Linked DNA regions of Homo sapiens: region 2 is linked to region 1. The links are chromatin loops, found by intact Hi-C in ENCODE. Cell type or tissue: ascending aorta. All regions are shown on one strand. Links, peaks and the distances in the headings refer to the core of each region. The heading gives the core; the rest is flanking DNA. Region 1 overlaps LOC124902242 (a long non-coding RNA gene). Region 2 holds the start of LOC105376214 (a long non-coding RNA gene).

Evidence for each region. Hi-C counts contacts between places; a loop is a spot of excess contacts. Peaks named below come from ENCODE experiments on the same cell type or tissue, not always from the same donor. Only the 100,000 strongest peaks of a DNase experiment are listed, where the experiment ranks them.
Region 2: a loop joins it to region 1, with 2.0 times the contacts of the local background. A loop is called at or near these places in 2 of 110 quality-filtered maps.

The regions. Positions count from the first base shown.
Region 1 is chr9:107,731,482-107,734,405 of GRCh38, forward strand. It overlaps LOC124902242 (a long non-coding RNA gene), which reads right to left. Exons shown (of 2, transcript XR_007061719.1): 1 at 2,924; 2 at 1,882-2,333. Among named protein-coding and RNA genes, the nearest start is that of KLF4, 240 kb to the left of the region's middle. In ascending aorta, for the core only: no CTCF peak of the experiment used is centred there; DNase peaks (open chromatin) are centred at 1,390, 1,630, 1,953 and 2,230; H3K4me3 peaks cover 1,254 bases; H3K27ac peaks cover 1,618 bases.
Region 2 is chr9:108,443,261-108,446,184 of GRCh38, forward strand. It overlaps LOC105376214 (a long non-coding RNA gene), which reads right to left and starts at 1,517. Exons shown (of 6, transcript XR_007061722.1): 1 at 1,193-1,517. In ascending aorta, for the core only: no CTCF peak of the experiment used is centred there; a DNase peak (open chromatin) is centred at 1,491; H3K4me3 peaks cover 834 bases; H3K27ac peaks cover 1,667 bases.

The DNA of each region.
Region 1 (2,924 bases), core at 155-2,654:
ATTCTAAAAATGAAGCTAAGAGGCTACTTTGTATGGGTCATGCTTATGCCAGTTTCCTGATGGCCCATTTCCATGGGCAATTGGCACTGTTATTACATCAATACTTGTCACTCTAACATGGTACAGGTTCACCTCCAGCTCAGCAGCTCTCTGGCCGAGTGCTAGCTCACCCTGGGGATTCTCAGATCTCAGCACTGACACATGTCTTCATGGTGAAGACAGACTGATTGTGTGCCTAAAGGTAGACAGTTGTTTCTCTGCTTGAGGTCTTTTGACTATGCAGATCATGTTGTCCAAGGCCAGCATTACTGCCTCCTAACAGGTCTCTTGCGGATAATCCAGAATTATCATCTTCAGTCTACTCTACCTTATTCCCTTCTTCGTTCTCTGTCTCATCATTCATATATTCATTCTCTGAATGAGGATTGTAAGCTAGCACTGGGAACACAATAGTAGACAAGACTGGGAGCAGCCATGCCTTCAGGGAGTATCCAATCCAGAGGAGGAGACACAGTGGCTGAGGAGTGCAGCTGCAGGCTGTGGGTGCTTGAGGAAAGCAGGTGCACACCAGGCTGAGGGTGGGAGGAAGTGTCGGAAAAGGTGCCTTTCGAGAGCCAGAATTGACAAGTAGCCACCCAGTGGACCTGTGTTTCTTCTGGCTTCTGAGGGTCCTCCTATTTAGAATGTGAGTGACTGTGTCTTGTGTCATCATTCTGTCCATGTTTATCTCTTCAAGTAGACTAAGAATCCTGTCAGAGCAGGAACTGCATCTTCCTCAAGTAGCTATCCCTCCATGCTAATGTTAAATGATTAGGAATCAATCAATCAATCAATGAATTAGTTAAGTAGTTGAAATGAGCATAGGGCGATTTTGGGTGGAGTCACCATCGTGAATAAATATCCCTGTGGTACTTAGGAGAAGGATTCACGTACACACTTCTTGTACGTGAATTTGTACTTCTTGTACTTAAATTTTTGCTAGTGCCAATTCAGGCAAAGCATATTTTGTAGCTTCTTAATTGTAGTGAGCTGAAACTAACAGCAACAAAAAAGCAACACAAATAATAACTACTATCTAGTGAGAACTTACTATATATCAGGGATTGTACCAAGTCCTTCTCATGTTTACCCATTTAATTCTCAGACTGTCTTTATGATACAGTGACAATTATTATCATGCCAATTTTACAGGAGGGGCAACTGATACATGGAGAGGTTCAGTTGTCCCCATAACAAGTAAGTTTCAGAGCCGAGGTTTGAACTAATGCGGTCTCCCTCCCACATCAGAGTTCTGGACCTTGGCAGTGGATTATCTCACTTCCTGCACCCTGTCAAGGGTTAATTCTTGCCTTGTGCCAGGAGCACTGGCAGATTTCTGGCAGTGTGTATTCATCCCTTTGCGGCCTTGGCACAGATTCCCATTCCCTTCTGCTGACTGATCTCTCTTAAAAGAAAGTCATTTTTGACAGAGACATGCATGGAAAGGTCCAGTTTATATGAGTTTAGTCAAGGAATTTCCAGTCCTATTGACAACTGAGTTGTAGCTTGCAGGACCCCACTATTACTCAGGAAAAAGGCTGTGACCGAATGGTTTCTGTCCTCTCTGCCGGCCAGCATTTTGCAATGTTGGTAGGGCCAGGCATTATGACAGGGAATCCAGTTGTTGTTGTGCATATTTCTGAAGACACACGATTCTGACATCTGTAACCCTGCAGTCAGTCAAGGTTTGTACCAGCGTTGTAATCTGTTTCAGGGCTGCCAAATAGTTCTTTTGAAAAACTTACTGGCAGCTTACCCGTTTTCTGCTGTTGTGTTTTGAACAAGTGTTTCCCAAAACTATTTCCTAACAGCACCAAAGGGTTGGAGGAGGAAGGAAAATAAAACAGGATAGTAGAATTTACTGGGGAGGAAAAACACAAAGTGAAACCACCACCACCATTTACCAGCGTCACTCCTAAGCCTGGACTGTGGCTCTGTGCTCTTCATAATTTGAAATCAGAGCTTCTGAGCAGGCGCCCTTTCTCTGGCAAAGGTGATCTCTGTTTTTATTTAGGTTCAGAGAGGGGTTTCTCTTCACCCCTTTGGAAGTTTTCAGTTGGCAACTGTGACTTCCGGGAGAGAAGTTGCAGGCAGTGGATGATTGGAAAATACCCAGTCGTAGAAGAGGCCAGATGCAAAGATGTTGATGACCTGTGGGTTTCAAGGGCAGGAACTCCTTGTTCTGCATGGTGACTGGTGTCACGTGTGTCCAGCTCAGGCCTGCTGACGGAGCCCGCTGCTCATACCATCTTGAGTTGAACAGACTGGACCAGAGGCCACTGGAAGCACAGCTCCTAAAAAATACCAACAGTGATTTTTGGCTTTTTCCCAGCAACCAGGGAATCAGATTGGAGCTAGGTCAGGGTTGTGAGCACCCATTGCTCTCCTGCACATTGTCCTTCCTTTTGGGGTTTTGGAATACACATGGATATATTTAACTAGATATATTACATATATTTTAAAGATATATACTTAGCGTATATATTTAACATAGATATTTCTAGAATATGCATATTCTGAATATATGAAACATCTAAGCTTGACATTATTTGTACATAAAGTAAGTATAATATTTACATTTATCACTTTAAATTTTATACATAGAATGGTTATTTCTCAAGATATCTATATATCTATGTATTTCCAGCTCCTAAATATATTTATATATCTTTATATCTAAATACAGCGAAGATGGTTCATATAAATAGATATATACACACGTACACACACACTGTATATATATGTATATATGTATATATATGTATATATATATTTCTCCTTTTCCAGCTTTTCCAGTTACCTGCACACACACACACAGATACACACACACAGACGCACATAAGCATCTCGTATATAGAGTTTCCTCTTTCTTAAGCTGCCATACC
Region 2 (2,924 bases), core at 141-2,640, 710 kb after region 1:
GTAAACTGTAAAGCAACATACACGTATTCAAATGTTAAAGATTATTATAAGACACTTGTTTTTTCCCCCTGCAAATTAGAAACATTTGCTGAAGTAAACACTGTTGATGCATTAGCTGTCAGGATAGTGTATTATATTTGGAAAACATTTGCCAATGCCTGTTCAGTTTTTGAATTTCCAGTCACATGTGTTTTTTGTTTCAGCAAATGCATCAAGTAATAATGGATTTATTGTTAATTGTGCAACGTTGGAGCTTCAAGGTTTAAGTAATCTCCATTTCGTGTTGACTTTATTCCATGTTGACTGTAGAAGTTTGCAGTCTTTATTGATTAATGAAAAGTGATAACTGAGCACTATTACCACCTTGTATTCATCAAACTTTTATCAGAAGAAATTCAGGATTCTGCACGTAGACAAGTGTGCCAATAAAAGCATATTCCCTCCGAGAAAAAGGAGGGAAAGAGGTGTGGTTATCTCCACTTAAAACAGCTTTCCAAAGAGCTCCAATGGAGCTCAGATTCAAATACAAACTTCCCCATTTAACACTTCAAAAATGAAATACTTCCTTCCGAGGAGCATTCTCCCCTGGTTAGAAAAACCAACAAAAAGCATTTGGGATAGAAAAATTGGGACGGATAACTCATGTTCAAAATTCTTGACATTCATACACTATCAGTCACTGGAAGGTTTGAATCACTATGTTTAAAAAGTGCTTTCACTTTTTCCCTCCTGCCTGTAGGAGGAAGATATGAGACAGAGAAGGATAATAGGATTTTTTTTTCATGTTGCAAACAACTTGTCTGGGCTCTAACTTTTCATATTAAACCCTCAGAAAGAACTGTTGTGTCCTGCCCCTGCTCCTCCTTGCAAAAGAGAAACGCTTCTAGTCTTGGAAGATCTGTATTTGCCATGAATTTTATTTTGAGTCATGACTAAGCCACTTATTAGCAATATTGGTGATCAAGGTCTCCTACAGCACATGGATGAACTAAGTAATATGTACATTTATGTCCTTTTGTGTAAAGGAAAACTTATCAAAGCTGGACAGGACCTGAAAAGTTATTCTGTATGGCACTACATTTTATGGATGAGAAAATTTAAGAGAAACGTAAGCTAATTTGTTTAAAGCCAGGCAGTGAATACATGGCACAGTTGGGATTAGGAGCCTCCAGGGTGGTTCTCCCACACCTACCTCGCTGTGGATAGAGGCTGACATCCAGGGAAAAGGCTTGGGAATTGCAGTTGCATGGGGTGAGCGGCCTCAGGCAAGCAGTCCACCTGGTGCCACTCAATCTCACCACTCACCGGGGCTGTCAAGTCCCTTCTTCCAAAAACTAGTGTCCAGAGGACTGGTCCACAATGCCCCTGAAGCAGGTGGCCCCTGCTAGGTGAATTGAGTGCTGTTACAGCTTTGGCAGGGTTCCCAGGCAAGCAACAGCCCCTGCTGTGCCTTGACAAGAGAGGTGGCTGAACCTCCGGACAAAATGACTTGCTTTAGAGACAAGCAGGGAAAATATGATTTGTTGTAGAATTCCTGTTAGTCCAGTCAGCTCCCATCCTCTTGAGAAACCGGATTTGTAGGCACATGCACTGGCCAATGAGTCAGCCCTTAAAAAGTCATTCATAATTTATGTATAAACAAGAATAGCTTTTGTTTCAGGGAATTTGGGAGGTTTTTGTAGCCTGCTTTCTTCCAGTACCATTTTTGAAGAACTGTTCCTGTCTCAAGGCTATTCCTATAGGCCTATAAATACTTTGATGTTCAGACATCTGGAACTTATATTTGGTGTTGACTAATGAGCATTATTATTTTATTATGTATTTATATATGATCTGAAAGAAATCTGAGGTTATATGCCACATAACTCTGTATACACACTGAACAATGACAAATTCTTTTTACCCATTACACTTATGATTTATTACTTGGGCAGAAGAGGTTCTGAGTCATGCAATTGACATATAATTGTGTTTTGGAAGATAGTAATGGGATAGAGAGAATGTAAAATTGCCCTTCACATATATTGTTAAAATAATTTGTAAGTGGACAAAATGGACTCCAGAGATATTATTTCTCTCATTTAAAAAATATCAAAGGATAGCCAATATGGCAACAAACCCCCGCTCTCCTTTTGAATGGGTAAAGAAGAGCCTTGGTCTTAGAAATACATGTGGGTATGTTTGAAAGGGTAATAAACAATGCATAATGGAACTGACATCAAAGAACTCCTCTTGGAGAACCAGACCTAGTTCAAAGTCGAATGCTCGATACTCAGTTTGCCTTGGTACCAATGAGCTACAGGTAAACACTGTAAGATCAAAGGCAAAGGTGGGTGTACGGAGGAGCGTGTGATGACATTACTTTCTCAGCAAAGCATTTCCCTCCAGGGACACTGGAGATGGTACCTTGTAACAGCCTCTGTTGTATATTCAGGAATTTATTTTAAAGGAGTGTCAGAGATATTTTAGTCTTTAAGAATTGCAGCTCAAAGACCATCGAACAAGAGGCACGCTGAAGGTGGCACGCACTGAGGGAAGAGGATACTGGGAAGGAAAGGAATAAATGGCCCCATTATGGGCCATACCAATCCTGCCTGCTTTCTTCTCCCTCCCACAAGCAACATCAGTGTGAACTGGTTTGGCCCATCAGCAGGCCCTCTGGCCCTTCATGGAAGAATGAGTCCTCTGTGCATGCAGGCAGAGCAGTTGCCAACAAAGGCCCATTGCAATGTTTGAAAGCCCGAACTTGCTGCTGAATCAAAGCATTTCCACAGGCTGAAGCTGTGAACAGGATAGGCCATCAACAGTGAGAGGAGCTCTGTGCAGCTCCCATAGAGAAACTTTAAAATTGACTTATCTGTTTGCTGACAGTCCCCAGTTTCAGTGCCACAGTGTGGGCAGTATTCATTTAAAGTCATTCCCCA